Linked DNA regions of Mus musculus: region 1 is linked to region 2. The links are chromatin loops, found by intact Hi-C in ENCODE. Cell type or tissue: left cerebral cortex. All regions are shown on one strand.

Evidence for each region. Peaks named below come from ENCODE experiments on the same cell type or tissue, not always from the same donor. Only the 100,000 strongest peaks of a DNase experiment are listed, where the experiment ranks them.
Region 1: a loop joins it to region 2, with 7 times the contacts of the local background. A loop is called at or near these places in 27 of 42 quality-filtered maps.

Annotation. Positions count from the first base shown.
Region 1 is chr6:37,459,081-37,467,080 of GRCm38, forward strand. No RefSeq gene overlaps it. Among named protein-coding and RNA genes, the nearest start is that of Gm33318, 21 kb to the left of the region's middle. In left cerebral cortex, a CTCF peak has its summit at 4,974; DNase peaks (open chromatin) are centred at 5,022, 6,463 and 6,945; H3K4me3 peaks cover 660 bases; H3K27ac peaks cover 323 bases.
Region 2 is chr6:38,061,504-38,069,503 of GRCm38, forward strand. It overlaps Atp6v0a4 (ATPase, H+ transporting, lysosomal V0 subunit A4), which reads right to left. Exons shown (of 21, transcript NM_080467.3): 14 at 6,234-6,327. Among named protein-coding and RNA genes, the nearest start is that of Svopl, 19 kb to the left of the region's middle. In left cerebral cortex, a CTCF peak has its summit at 4,998 (motif pointing left); DNase peaks (open chromatin) are centred at 3,844, 4,239 and 4,939; H3K4me3 peaks cover 651 bases; H3K27ac peaks cover 1,372 bases.

The DNA of each region.
Region 1 (8,000 bases), 600 kb before region 2:
GCTTCTTCTTCTTCTTCTTCTTCTTCTTCTTCTTCTTCTTCTTCTTCTTCTTCTTCTTCTTCTTCTTCTTCTTCTCCTTCTTCTTCTTCTTCTTCTTCTTCTTCTTCTTCTTCTTCTTCTTCTTCTTCTTCTTCTTCTTCTTCTTCTTCTTCTTCTAGATTTTATTTATTTATTTATTTATTGAATGTATATAAGTACACTGTTGTTGTTTTGTCTTCAGACACACCAGAAGAGGGCATGAGATCACTTTGCAGATGGTTGTGAGCCTCCATGTGGTTACTGGGAATTGAACTCAGGACCTTTGGAAGAGCAGTCAGTATTCTTAACTACAAAGTCATCTCTCCAGCCCTAGGTGCATCTTCTCTGACTGAACCCAGACCCAGCAGTCCTCTGCTTATTCCCGTGTATGTATGTGTGTTGGGGTCCTCATATCAGCTGGTGTATGTTGTGTCTGGCCAGCAGATCACAGCCTGGGTTCTAGCCTGGAAAGGCATTTGGATACCTGGAAGAGAAGAGGGGCTAGGTGGCGAGATAAAGAAATGCAGCTAAGACAGGCATTTTGATCAAAGCTCAATTTTACTGTTCTGCATGCAGTATGAAGCAGGGGAAGGGGGCCCGATTCCCGCCAATTAATCTTGGGGTCCAATAGCAGAGTGACCACGTGCATGGCTCCGAACAGCAAAGCGGCAGGTTCCAGCAGTGGGCGTGGCAGAACGATTGAGCTGGCAAGCTCCACCCCTGAGCAAGCAGGTTTCAGGCTGGGGGAGGGGAGACTACAGGTGTATGCTGCCTGTTTAGTCATCCAGTGTTTGAGAGATCTCGGGGGTTCAAGATTGAGACTGCTGGTCCTCCCACAGGGTCGCCCTTCTCCTCAGCTTCTTTCAGCTTTTCCCTAATTCAACAACAGGGGTCAGCTGCTTCTGTCCATTGGTTGGGTGCAAATATTTGCATCTGACTCTTTCAGCTGCTTGTTAGTGTGGTCATGCTAGGTCCCTTTTTGGAGCACTCCATAGCCTTAGTAATAGTGTCAGGCCCTGGGACCTCTCCTTGAGCTAGATCCACTTTGAGCCTGTCGCTGGATCTTCTCCATTTCCATCCCTGTAATTCTCTCAGACAGGAACAATTATGTGTCAGAGTTGTGACTGTGGAAGCCCCCCCCCCCCCATTTGATGTCCTTTCTTCCTGCTTTATAAGTTCCTTCTCCCCACTGTCAGGCATTTCATCTAAGGTCACACTCCCTCTGAGTTCTGAGAGTCTCTCACCTCTCAGGTCTCTGGTATATTCTGGAGGATCCCCGCAGCCTCCCACCTCCCGAGGTTGCCTGTCTCCATTCTCTCAGCTGGCCCTCGGGGCTTCTGTGTCTTTTCCCTCATGCAGTGGTCACAGGCATGTGCAGCCATGCCCAGCTTTTGCTGTGAGAGCTGGGGATTTGAACACAGGTCTTCATGCTTACAAAGCAAACAGTCTTACCCACTGAGCTATCTCTGCAGCCCCTGTGAAAAGATTTTATATCAGATCTTTAGGAGGACTCGTCCTCTATCACTTATTGGAGACCTAAGTATTCATTCCATTTATTAGCTGACGCCATAGATGAGAAACCCACAGATGTAAAGCACTGGCCGTGTCTATGCCTCAGCAAGATAAATATTGAGATATATCTGACCTTAGAGGAAGGATGTCTTGATATTTCTTCCTTTCTCTGCTGATTTCTCTTGCTTTCATGGTGAAACTTGTGCACACTGTTCTGGAAAAACCACTGCTCACCCATTTTCCTCTTGACGTAATTTTCCATTGTGTGAATAATACTTTAAATCACCAATCTTTCTGCCACCTGAATCCTGTCCTTTACAGAGTCTTTCTCCTTGTATTTACTAAGTGTTTCTGAGACTATTCTTGTTATGTTTTCTCATGCGTGTGCACGCATTTCACTTACTGAAACACGGGATTGACTAGAAGAAAGGCGTGTGATGATCTACTGCAATGAAAATCTTGGGAAAACTTTCAGTTTCTGGCCCAGCATGTAAAGAACTTCAGTGACATCATTCACATCAATAAGAAGAAAGCAGAATACAGTAAGGGTCCGTGTCTTTTAGGTGTGTTGGAGAACTGTGCTTACAGGCACAGCCCTGTCCCTGTGTTGGAGAAAGCACTGGACAGATGGAATCACAGCGAGTGGAGGAACAACAGCGCTGGAGTTGGTCCTGGTGCAGGAAAAAACTGATAACCAACGCAGGGAAGAGGCTGTAGTATTGATGGCAACACTTACCCTATCACCCCCTCCCTTCCTTTACCCTTTCCTCCCCTCCCCTCCCCTCCCTTCCCCTCCCCTCCCCTCCCCTCCTCTCCTCTCCTCTCCCTCTCCTCCCCTCTTCCCTTCTCCTCTCCTCTTCTCTCCTCTGGCTTCTCCTCCCCTCCCCTCCCCTCCTCTCTCCTTTTCCCTCCTCTGGCCTCCCCTCTCCTCCCCTCTTCCCTTCTCTCCTCTTCCCTCCTCTGGCTTCTCCCCCCCTCCCCTCCCCTCCCCTCTCCTTTCCTTTTCCCTCCTCTGGCCTCCCCTCCCCTCTCCTTTCCTTTTCCCTCCTCTGACCTCCCCTCCCCTTCCCTCCCTTCCCTCCCCTCCCTCCCCTCACCTCCTCTCCTCTTCCCTCCTCTGATTTCTCCTCCTCTACCCTCCCCTCCCCTCCTCTCTTCTCCTCTTCTCTCCTCTTCTCTTCCCTCCTCTGGCTTTTCCTCCTCTACCTTCATTCCCCTCCCCTCCTCTCTTCTCTCGATCTCTCCTCTTCTGTCCCCTTCCTTCCTTTCTTCTTCTGACTTCTCCCCTCCTATCTTCTCCCCTCCTTTCCTCTCCTCTGCTCTCTACTTGCCTCCTCTCCTCTGCCATTCTCTCCTCCATACTCCTCTTCTCTGCAGTCCCCTCTCCTCTTCTCTCCTTCTCTCCCCTTCCCTTCCCTCCCCTCCCCTCCCCCTCCTCTCCTCACCTCACCTCTCCACTCACAAGCCTGATACCACCACAACAAGAGAAACATACTTCATTTGATCAGAGGTTTACATGAGGGCAGATGTGTTTAAAGCTCTGCTTAGACTCAGTGAAGATGGGGAGCCATGTGGAGATGAGACTGGGCGTGAAGGGAGTGATGTGCTTAAACAGGCTCCTGTGAAGAAATGAAGGAAGATCCTTCCTCCTGGTTATAGGAGAGGAGAATGAAGGTCTTTGGTCTACTGTGCATCCCTGCTCATACAGAAGAGAGGAGGATTGCAATGATAGGGTGGTTTCTATGTCTGCCACTGCTTTGGGAGAACTCTGGCTTCTATGTCTCACTTTGTACGAGACCTTGATGGGAGGTGACCCTGATGCCCTCACGGTACAGGAGTTCAAGAGCTCTCTGTGCCATAGCACTATATTTGAGGTGTCCTTGGTTGAGTCTCAACACTAAGACATCTGAGAATACATCATCTCACAGGCTGCACCGTCTCGGGGAATTACACCCCCCCACACACACTTTTTTTTTTTTTTTAACCTTGAACTTGCCAAGTTTTCATGATGAGAATGGGAGGACATCCTCTGATACTTCTGAAAAACAGATTGTCCATTTTAAATGAGAGGTCCTATTGTTAACTCGGTGTGTCCACAAACAACTTCAGAAACTGTCTCCATTGCATGGACTATAGGTCCCATCACGGAGATAAGAAGACCATCTGAATTCTTCTTCTCTAGCATTTCCAGCTCACCTAAGGGGGTCAGGGGTGACACAGATCTGTCCTAGCTCTGAGTCACTGTCCAATGGCCTACAGACCAAAACCTGTTAACTGGGCTGCAGAAACTGCAATAGTAGACTCTACTATTATCGTTGAAAATCCCAACCCCATTCTACTAGTAATTGGCAGGTTCAGTAGGTAGAAAATTGTGAAAGACACAGTTGAACTGAATAACACTGTCAACCAACTGGATGCAACTGGTACCTATAGAGTATGACATCCAACAATAAAGATTTATTTCAAGCTCATCCAAAACAATCAGCATTGTAATTCATACCCTGGACCACACAAACACACTTCAAATATCCTAAATAGGGCTGGAGAGATGCCACCATGAGGCTGCTTTTTCTAGCCTAGTTTTCCAGCACCCACACAGTGGCTCACAACCACTTGTAACTCTAGTTCCAGTTCTAGTTCTGACATTCTCTTCTGGCCTTTGTGGGCATCAGGCATGCATGTGGTATACATACGTAGAAACATTCAGGCAGACACTCATATATAAACACTCACAGATAAAAATAAGTAAAAAAAATTGAAACAGGGTCTCATACTTCATGGCTGTGGCTTGTGTGAAACCTGGAATGTAGATAGGCTAACCTCAGACTCAGAGATCTATTCACCTGTGTCCTTAGTGCTAGGATTAAAGGCCTGCACTTCTGCACTTAAATAAAAATTATACAAAGCTCACAAATGGAAATGGGAATAAACTAGAAAACAATAATGGAAAACTGAGAAACTCCATAAAATACTTGAGATTAAAGGGCATAATTCTAAGTAAATGTGAGTCAATGATGTCACAAGAGAGGTAACTATAACTCACCAACATTTGCTTAATACAAACTGGGCATAGTAATACTTGCCCATAGTCCTTCCTAGTACTGAGCAGGTTGAGCCAGGAGAATCAGTTTAAGGCCAAGGATAGCCAAAGCTATATACCAAGACCTTCTCAAGGAACAAATAAAACAAGAACAAAAAGTATCCCAACAACTGAGGGCTGGTTCCCTTCTAGTTCTGGTGGGCAACCAAAACTGCTGTTGGCAAGACCTTATCCCTGAAGACATCAAATGTTCTGGTGACAGGGCATGGAGAAATTAAGCTAGAACTGGGCTGGAAGTCTCCTCCCTGCTGGAGAGCCCTAACTATGCTAGACAAAGCTGAACCCACTGCAAGAGGAAAGCGTCGTCAATGGTCTTACTCAACTGTAGATGGAGCCTGTGTGCAGCAATGATGACCAGCCACTCAAGATGTGTTCAGTGGAACAGTAGTGGCTTCACAGTTAAAGAGGTATACACTTGCTTTCAGATTGGGTTTGTGTTGGGAGCCGCCCCCACATTCGCCGTCACAAGATGGCGCTGACATCCTGTGTTCTAAGTGGTAAACAAATAATCTGCGCATGAGCCAAGGGTATTTTATGACTACTTGTACTCTACCTTTCCCGTGAACGTCAGCTCGGCCATGGGCTGCAGCCAATCAGGGAGTGATGCGTCCTAGGCGAAATATAACTCTCCTAAAAAAGGGGACGGGGTTTCCGCCATTCTCTCTCGCTGGCATCTCTCTGGCTCTGCGCGCCCTGCGCTCGCTCGCTGCCTAAAGATGTAAACAATAGAGCGCGCGCGCCGGAGCTCTGGCTCCTAAAGATGTAATTGAAGGGGCTTTCGTTTTTGGGGCTGGGCGCTGGGCGCTTGCCCTCCTGGCTCCCAAAGATGTAAGCAATAAAGTTTTGCCGCAGAAGATTTTGGTTTGTTGCGTCTTTCCTGGCCGGGCGTGAGAACGCTATTAAGAGGTTTGGGGTCCACTCTGCATCTGGTACTATAAACCTGGTCAAAAGTCCATGGTTGAGAAGGTCGGAGACCATAGTATAGGCGTCCTTTTCCCTCCCTAAATGGATATGATGTGCTCATCAGATGTCTTCTGCACAATTGTATTTATGTGTATAGATTAGTGCTGCTGTCTGCTTTACTCAGAGAAACTGCCTTCTGCAGTAGGTTCCTTGTAGTCTCAGCACTCAGGAGATGGAGGTAGAAGAATCAAGAGTTGAAGGACAGGCCAGGTGGTAGCAGAACAAGCCTGTGATCCCAGCACTTGGGAGGCAGATGCAGGTGGATCTCTGTGAGTTCAAGGCCAGCCTGGTCTACAAAGCATGCTCTAGAATATCCAGAATAGCAAGGGCTGTTACACAGAGACAACTTGTCTCAAAAACAAACAAACAAAAAACACAAAAAAATTCAAGGACAGTCTCAGCTACATAATAAATTCAAGGTTAATCTAAATGACACCCTGTCTCAAGCAACAATGGCAGCAAAAACAATAAAAAAACCAACTAGCCAACCAAACAACCAAACCAAAAAACCAAACCAAACCAAAACAAAACAAAACAAAAAAACCCTATTTTTAAAAATGGGGGATACAGTAAAAGCAACAGTAAGAAAATATAGCATCAAAATATATGCAAAGAAAATATGAAAGATGACAAAAATCAATCTAAGGTTTCACTTTAAGAAACTAAAAACCAGGGCTGGAGAGATGGCTCTGTTGGTAAAGTGCATGCATGCAAGCATGGTGGCTTGAGTCAGAGCCCAGAACACAAAGAAGGATGGCACAGGGTTGTGAATGCCTCTTATCCCAACAGTGGGCAGGCAGAAGCAAGCAGGTCCTGGGATTCCCAGTCTGTTGATGAACTCCAGGCCAGAGAGAAAGACTCTGCCTCCCATGTACATGGGCACATGTGTGCACACACACACACTGAGAAAGAGACAGAGAGACAGAGAGAAACTGAGTGTATCTCAGTGGTAGAGAACTTACACAGTATGTGAAAAGCCCTGAGTTTGGTTTTCAGAACTGCAAGGAAGAAAAGAAAGGAGGGAGGGGACAGACAGAAGGACTGAGGGAAGAATAGAGGGAGGAAAGAACAGAAGAGAAAGATAAATGGGAGGGAAGGAAAATGGAAAGGAAAGGGAAGGGGAAAGGAGGGAAAGCGGGAGGGAAGGGAGGAGGAGGGGAGGGGGAGGGAGGAAGGAAGGCTATTATGACTAGTCTGTGCCTACATATTTGAAAACCTAGATCAATCCCCACATGCAGAAACATGAGTAGGTCTATCTCTGGTAAAGAAATGGAATCGGTAGTGAACACAGTTTTAAAACAGAAAGTACAGGACCAGATGTTCAACAGATGGCGTCTACCAAACAAAGAAGAAACTGTACCAGCTTTCTGCAGCCTCCTAAACAGAGCCAGAAAGGAAACTTCCTAAGTTATACGAGGAGCTCTGCATTACCATAATGCAAATCAGACAACAAGATTACCAGAAAGGAATTCTACAGACCAGAGTGTGTGTCACATAAATTCTCAACAAAATGTTACCCAGCCCCGCCATGCATTAAAAACCGACATACCACAGTGTCTTAGTTGAGGTTTTATTGCTGTGTCAAAAATGCCTTACTGCTGAATCTCATAGAGGCATTTCCTCAACTGAGGCTCCTGCCTCTCTGATGACTCTAGCTTATGTCAAGTTGACACCCAAAATCAGCCAGTATTCACAGCTAAGTGATATTTATTCTAGTTATACAAAGATGATTGATCACTTGAAAACAATTATCTCAATCACCTCCACACACGAAAGAATAAAAAACAGAGACAAGATCAAGAAGTTTCTTAAAACTGATAAGCAATTATAACAGTTATATGAGGAAAGAAAAATTGATTCACAAAAAAAACTATCTGCCCTTTCCTTCCCTCCCTTCACCCATTCTTTCTATCTTTTAAAAATTATATTATTATTATGATAATGAGGATGATAATGATGCATGTGTGTGTGTTTGTGTGTTCCTGCATGTATACATGATCGGAAGATGTACAACAGCACATTTGTGGGGATCAGAAGACAACATTTGGAGTTAGTTCTCTTCTTCCACCTTTATATAGGTACTGGGATCAAACTCAGGTTACCAGACTGGAGCAGCAAGTGCCTTTACATGTTAAGCCATCTCAAAGGCCCTCCTTCATTTTTTTCTTTCTTACATTTATTTTTTAAGAATCCTGCTATGTAGGACTAGACGCATGGCTCAGTTGGTAAAAGCTATCTTACAACCAAGAAGACAAGAATCTTGCTATGTAGTTCAGTCTTTAACTCATAGTTTTCTTGCCTCAGATTCCAGGATGTTGGGACTGTAAAGTATGTATCACCATGCCTAGTTACATGCCAGTACTGAGCAAGACAATGTACTTGACTACCAAAACTATATATCTGATTT
Region 2 (8,000 bases):
CAGCTTGTCCTGAGTTGTATATTGGAGCAACCAAGCAAGCTATGAGGAGCAAGCCAGTAAGCAGCTCCCCTCCATAGCCTTTGCTTCAGTTCCTGCTTTAACTTCCTCTCAATAACAGACAGTGACCTGTGAGGCTAAATAAACCATTTCCTCTCCAAGTTGTTTGTAGTCATGGTGTTTATCAAAGCAACAAGAAGTAAACAAAAACACAACCTGAATTCTATCCTTGGAACCTGTATAAAGGTGGAAGAAGAGAACCCATGAAGCTGTCATCTAACCACCTGCTACATGCCTCCACTCACAAATTACACACACACACACACACACACACAACAACACACATACACCACACACACCACACCACACATACACACACACACATACCACACACACCACACACACACACAAACACACAGATACACAGATGCAAACATACACACACACACACACACACACACACACACACACACACACACACACCAAAAGATACATGGTTTACCTGGTGCCAAATTGGAAGATATTCTGAAATACTATGGAGAGTCTCAAACTTGCCTCAGTCTAATGGCCTGCAAAGTGTTGGCCCAAGAATGTATCTCAACTCCTTTCTAATAACTGCAACCCCCCCCCCCCCGCTTTTTTGAGTTCATGGAATAATTCACATGGCAAAGCATTTCCCAGAACCTTCTTGAGTCATTTCTACAATCAGTTGTCAAGATCACTATGGATAAGACATGGTTCCTGCCTTTCATTCAGTCTTGGCATGTATTCCACCCCTAATAGGCAGGGGCTAGTCAGGGTCTCACCCTGGCTAATGGTCCCAGTACTAATGTCCTTCCTTGCCACAGAAAGCTCACTAACCCCGTGGTTTGCATTCCCATTCAAAGTCCTCACTCGTACCCTCAACCTCACAAGAAATTCAAGCACATCCCATGTGCCTGTGAGATGCGTCATCTTAAAAGAAATCCACACAGCCTTCTCACATCCATCACAAGCAACTTCCTAGTCTAAAATGCTTTCCCTCTTAGAGGCTGCATCCATTACTTTTCTGTTGCTATGATGAAATGCCATGACCAAGGCAGCTTATAGGAGGAAAGATTTGTTCTGACTTCTGGTTCTGGAGGGACCGGAGTCCATCATGGTAGAGAAGCACGGTGACATGAAGGTAGGAGCAGGAAGCTGAGGACTCACACCTTTAACCACAAGCGTGAAGCAGAGAGACATTTTTCATCTCAAACCCATCCCCAGTAATAGGCTTCCTCCAGCAAGGCTACACCACCTTCACCTCTCCAAACAGTACCAGGTCGGGATCAAGTATTCAGATGCCTGAGACTCTGGGGACGTACTCGTTCAAAACAGCATGGGCCAATATCCAGCTAGACACAGCTAGACAAAGTAGTCCTCTTGCCCATTCCCACTGTGTGTGCACAGGCTCATACACACATGCACACACACAAACATGCTGATGGAAGTCACAGTCAGCTCGGGGTCTCATTGCACTACTCTGAGCAGCTGTAAGACAGCCCTCAAGAGACCAGTAGGACAGAGGGGGAGGGGACTGCAGTGACAACACTAGAAGCCACTGAAAAAATGAAAACTAAATTCAAGGCCCTAGTCAGAAGGTTTACAGACCTAGAGTCATAAAGATAAAGAGAGTCCAGCAACACAAAGGCTGTAAAGTCATCCCAGGAACCAACTAGCCATTAAGATAAAAGAGGCATGCAAGGACCATCTCTGGACAAGCCCAGATGAGTAATGGGCCACCTGGCCTGGTCTCCTTCTGATGTGGTTTGAGTTTAACCAGATGCTCTGCCAACAAAGATAAACACCCTCCCTTTAGAGTTACTGTCCCGACCCGCACATACTGCTTGCTGATGTTTAAACTGCCCAATTGTGTGTAACTGTGCCAATTTCCCCTATACCCCCCACTACTTTCCTATATAAACCCCTAACTTTTGAGCCTTAGGGTCGACTCCTCTGTCTTCTGCATGAGATACGTGTCAGCCTGGAGCTCCGTCATTAAACTGCCTCGTGTGTTTGCATCAAGACGGTCTCTCGTGATTCCTTGGGTGTGTGCCATCTTGGGACTTGAGTGGGAGTCTCCCCACTAAGGTCTTTCACAACCTCCTCTGTTCCTGGCACAGCTACCTGGCATCTCGGCTATCCCAGACTTGCCCTCTGAACCTGCCATCAAAGTGATCCATTTCTACAACATCAATCAGAGTGTTGAGAGTAGGCTCTTTAGTACACTATAGATCTAGCCAATCAGATAAACTACAAATGCTAACAGGTTAAGTACCTACCAGGCATAAATCAAGCCCTTTAGATGTACTGATCTCATTTAATTCCAACAAAGACTCTCTTCAATACAAATATTCCAGTTAAAGAGACAAACTTACAGAGAATTTATTATAATCTCAGAAAGAAACAAGTTACCAATGAACCTCAAAAAAAAAAAAAAGAAGAAGAAGAAGAAGAATATGGTAGCAACTGATATGTATCATGTTTATGACTAGACTGGTCCATCTATTAAGCAATCTCGGGGCTCTGGCTGTCATACCCATTCTACAGGTGACAAAATAGGCACAGAGATGTTCATTTATTCAAAATCACAAAGCCAATGAATGGGAAAACCAAGATTCAGACACAGGTAGTCGATTTCCAGAACAGCCGAATTCTTAACCACCATGTCCCCACTATGGAGAGTGGCTCAGTGACAGAACACTTGCTACTGTGCACATGACCCTGGCCTCAGTCCCCTTACTGAGCAAGGAAACTGAAAATACCTTAAAGTTGCTCTGCTATGATGAAGGCTAGGCATTTTATGATCCAAGTCACAGGAAAATGCCTAACACAGTGAATGAATGTGTTAAGGAACATTACACTATGTAATAATGATTAAACCGTTCATCAGTTTCTGGTTCAAACAGCAAGAGAAACGTAAGGGCCATGGCTGCCAAACCTGCTGCTGTCTGCGACATTTTATATTTTGTAGATTTTAAATTATACGTATACAATTTTATGACAAGCAATTGAATTGTTTTATTTTGTTTTTGTGGTGCTGGGGATAGAACCCAGTGCCTCCTGTGAGTAAGCTCTAAACCTTACCAGTTCCCCCTTTCTTTTGAGCATCCTGCCTCTCTCTCTGACCCTGATGGTCTTTTTCTTTCCTTTCAGAATTGTGATCAAGTGGCAAAATTGCACAAAGGATGGGAACTCTGGGCTGCTTGGCTGCTTTTGTTTCGTTCCTCTTTTTTAAATTGTTTTCCTATTACTTGAGAGGCTGGGGAGATGGTTCAGTGGTTAAGAGCACTGGCTGCTGGCTTGTGAAGTTAACAGGAAACAATGTAACAGGTTTCATGTGGCATCTTCACACGAATGTGTCACTAGACTTTGCCCTACTTCATTCCACTTCACCTGTGTCTTCCCCAGTGCACACCAGCTCCCACTCTGCCTGGTTCCCTCTCTTCTCAAATCATCCTCACTTGGATTCCATTACCATCCATCCTGCTCAGGTTTTTGTTTTGGGGGTTGTTTTGTTTTGTTTTGTTTTGTTTGGTGTTTATTTGTGTCATCTTGACACAAACTGAAGTCATTTGAGAAGAGAGAACATCAGCTGAGACAATGCCACCAGATTGTCCAGTTGGCATTTTCCTGATTAATGGCTGATATCTGAGAATCCAGCCCACGGTGGGCACGCCAGCTGGGGCAGGTAGTCCTGATGGTGTAAGAAGTGTGACTGAGCAAGCCATGAAGAACAAGCCAATACAGATTCATTCTTCCATTGCTTCTGCTTCAGTCTCTGCCTCCAGGTTCTGGAGAGCCTCCAGGATTGGAGAGCCACTGCCAGGTTCTTTCAATGGCACACTGTGATGTGAAAGAGGAAGCCAAATTAACCCTTTCCTCTCTAAGTTGCTTTTGGTCATGGTGTTTTATCATAGCGATAGAAAGCAACCTAAGACACTCTCCTCCCCACAACCTCCTTAAGCTCTCTTTTGTTCTTTTCATGATTCCCCTTCTAGTCCTGTCCCCCCAACCTCACTCCCCCACACACACACACACTCACACACTTTAAGTCTAGGCTTTGCAGAAGAGAAAGTGAGCAGCATTGGTCTGTCTGCAGCAGGCTGGTTTAGCCTGACACAGTAACTTCCAGTTTCATCTGTCTTCCTGCGAATGTCATGATTTCATTTAAAGCCGAATAAAAATACCACCGTGTAATGTGCGCCTTGCTGAGCCTGGAGAGCAGAACTGGACAGATGGGGTTCACTGACAGTTGGGTGTGGGCTGTGCAGGAAGAGAAGGTAGGAACAATGGGATTCAAAGCAAAGGAAAATAACCAGACCCTGACATCTCCCCCTTGCCAGCTTCCTGGCCATGGCATCCTGACCAATGAGAAAGCCTTCCTCTATGCAAAGGCAACACATGGAGCTGGAGAGAAGAAGCACGTGCTGCTCTCGCAGTGCTCACTCCCAGCACCTACGTCTGGCTTCCAACCACGTGCAACTCCAGTTCCAGGAGACCCGATGCCTCCGCCTTGCTAGGGCACTTGCACTCACATAGGCACATGCGTGTGCACACATGAACCTGAGTGCACACATGCACAGGCATGCAGAATCAAAAAAATAATAATAAAAATAAGACCTTTACAAAATATCAGCCACTCACGTTTGTCTTTTACGTTTGCCGTTTACAACTGGCTTGCAAGGATTTTACCTGTTTTGATAAAACTTAGAATGCAGCAGCTGGGACTGAGAGGTAGGGTCTGAAAACCCCTGGGCAATGCTTTCTGCTTTCTTGGGTGAGGAGAGGAGAGCTCAGGGATGACACGCATGAGGGAGGCGACTGAGAGGGTGGTGACTGGAGAGCCACTGCCAGGCCGTGCTCTCAGTTGCTGAAGCTGAAGCTGGCCACTCAGGCTGTGTTCCACACAGAGCTGAGAATGACATTCATCAAGACTACCGGAGGCATGGTTGATTGGGAACGCAACAGTGACACCTGGTGGCTTTATGAGCATGAACTTCTGTATCCATTCACAACTTGGGTTTTTGTTTTTTTGTTTTTTGTTTTCCCCTCAGAGATCTCATAGTGTAAAGGCTTTGGAAATGCCACATCTAGTTGACTGAAAGAAACAGCAAACAAATAAGTCAAAGGAAACACATCTCAAAACTCCACAGGAACCTGAGTCTGTGAAGTGTTTGCCAGGCACCTACGAGAATCCAGGTTTTGATCCCAGAACTCATGTAAAAATGTGTGGTGGTGTTGGTGTGTGCTTTTAGTCTGAAGCAGGAAGAGACAGGAGGGTCCCTGGGGCTCACTTAGCAAGTCATAGATTTCAGTGAGAAATCTTGACTCAAAACACAAGGTAGGCTGCTCCTAAAGATATACCCAAGTTTGACCTTTGGCCTGCAAACAAGCTAAAATCATACATTACAGTGTAATATGTTACCCACTGCAAGAAAATACCAAAGTAGGACGCTTGATCAAAATATTAAGTAACTTATTTAATGTGTGTGTGTGTATACTTTCTAAGCAATCAACTTGTATGTGTGTGTGATGCGTGTATGTGTGTGTGAAACAGAGAGACAGAGACAGAAAGACAGACAGGCAGACAGACAGAGACAGAGAAGAAGAGAGAGAGCACGAATATCTTCAGGGACTATCTACCATCTTGTTTTTCCTTTTTTGAGGCAGGACCTCTCACTGGCCAAGCCCATGATCCACCTGGCCCCATCTCCTGATAGTTGGGATTCCAAGCACATACCACCATGTCTAAGATTTTGTTTTGTTTTATTCTTTGAGACTGAATCTTGCTATGTAGACCAGACCACCCTCAAATTTATATAATTCTCCTGCTTCTGTCTCTGAGTGTTGGGATTAAAGGTATGCACCACCATGCCCAGTCCATATCTGGCTTTTGACATGAAAGTTCTGCAGACCAAACTCAGGTCCTCAGGCTTTTAGTACCAAGCACTTTGTCAGCTGAGCTACCTCTCCAGGCTGCAAGGGCATTTTAAAAGCTCGTTATTGCCAGCAATGGGATAGCTGCTGGAGAGGGAAGTGAGCAGGAAACTATATAGGAAGTAGAGTCCAAGTGCGGCAGAATTTATCTTCTAGACACAGTTCTGCCTGTCATGCAACCCTCTGAGTTTATCCCATCTCATCCCCAGTTTGTTGTTTCTTCTTTATTCAGAGATCTCAACAACACATCATCTATAACCGGAAGGAATTCTTACCGGATCAATTCCAAATGGGTAGGGATTCCCAGAATACACTCCTGGGATGGCTGGGTCCAGCTGCAAATATGGACTGTTTTCCACGATGTGAGTACTAAGGAGACAAAGCAGAGAGACAAACATGATATAAAAACAGTCAGGTACCCATTAAAAAATGGGGCTCAGAGCTAAACAAAGAATTCTCACCTGAGGAATACCGAATGGCTGAGAAGCACCTGAAAAAATGTTCAGCATCCTTAATCATCAGGGAAATGCAAATCAAAACAACCCTGAGATTCCATCTCACACCAGTCAGAATGGCTAAGATCAAAAATTTAGGTGACAGCAGATTCTGGCGAGGATGTGGAGAAAGAGGAACATTCCTCCATTGTTGGTGGGATTGCAAACTTGTACAACCACTCTGGAAATCAGTCTGGCGGTTCCTCAGAAAATTGGACATAGTACTACTGGAGGATCCCGCAATACCTCTCCTGGGCATATATCCAGAAGATGTCCCAACTGGTAAGAAGGACACATGCTCCACTATGTTCATAGCAATCTTATTTATAATAGCCAGAAGCTGGAAAGAACCCAGATGCCCCTCAACAGAGGAATGGATACAAAAAATGTGGTACATATACACAATGGAGTACTACTCAGCTATTAACAAAACACCCATGGAAGAAGTTACAGAGACAAAGTTTGGAGCAGAGACAAAAGGATGGACCATCTAGAGACTGCCTTATCCAGGGATCCATCCCGTAATCAGCCTCCAAACGCTGAAACCATTGCATACACTAGCAAGATGTTGCTGAAAGGACCCTGATATAACTGTCTCTTGTGAGGCTATGCCGGGGCCTAGCAAACATTGGATGGATCACAGGGCCCCCAATGGAAGAGCTAGAGAAAGTACCCAAGGAGCTAAAGAGATCTGCAACCCTATAGGTGGAACAACAATATGAACTAACCAGTACCCTGGAGCTCTTGACTCTAGCTGCATATGTATCAAAAGATGGTCTAGTCGGCCATCAGTGGAGAGAGTGGCCCATTGGTCATGCAAACTTTATGTGCCTCAGTACAGGGGAACGCCAGGGCCAAAAAGTGGGAGTAGGTGGGTAGGGGAGTGGGGGGGAGGGTATGGGGGACTTATGGGATAGCATTGGAAATGTAAATGAGGAAAATACCTAATAAAAATATTAAAAGAAAAAAAAAACAGTCAGGTACAGAAACACTATACTGACATCAGCCATGAGCTTGGATGCCAACTAAAGCCCAGAGGCTGGCAAGGTGGCAATTTTACTCACTCAATGGCTCCATATTTGGTCACAGAATAGCTACTATGTATCAGGTACTACCCTGAGCCCTAAGCTTCTGAAATTACTGTCTGGACCACAAACAGGTTTACAGCCCATGTCTCCAAGAGTCATAGCCCTGCCTGGAATGCAGTCAGGAAAACAAGAAACTGTAACATGTCTGATGAAGTGGGGCTGGGTGGAGGGGTGCAGTCAGTAAAGGGCGGAGGCAGGAGGTCTCCCAGGGGATATCTAGGCCAGTCCTTAAGGACAGATGGAATATTTACACATAGACCTTGATCTCTGTAAAACTCAAGTCCCCCTAAAGGGGGGGGGGGGAAGAAACTATAATCGTTGGTCAGGCTCCTCAATGAACATGGAAAATGTGTCTGCCTCCTCCAACTCCTGTCCCACAGTGCCTAGGTTACAAATTTGTACTGCCATGCCCCACTTTTGAAGTGGATGCTGGAGATCTGAAGTTGAGTCCCCATGTTGA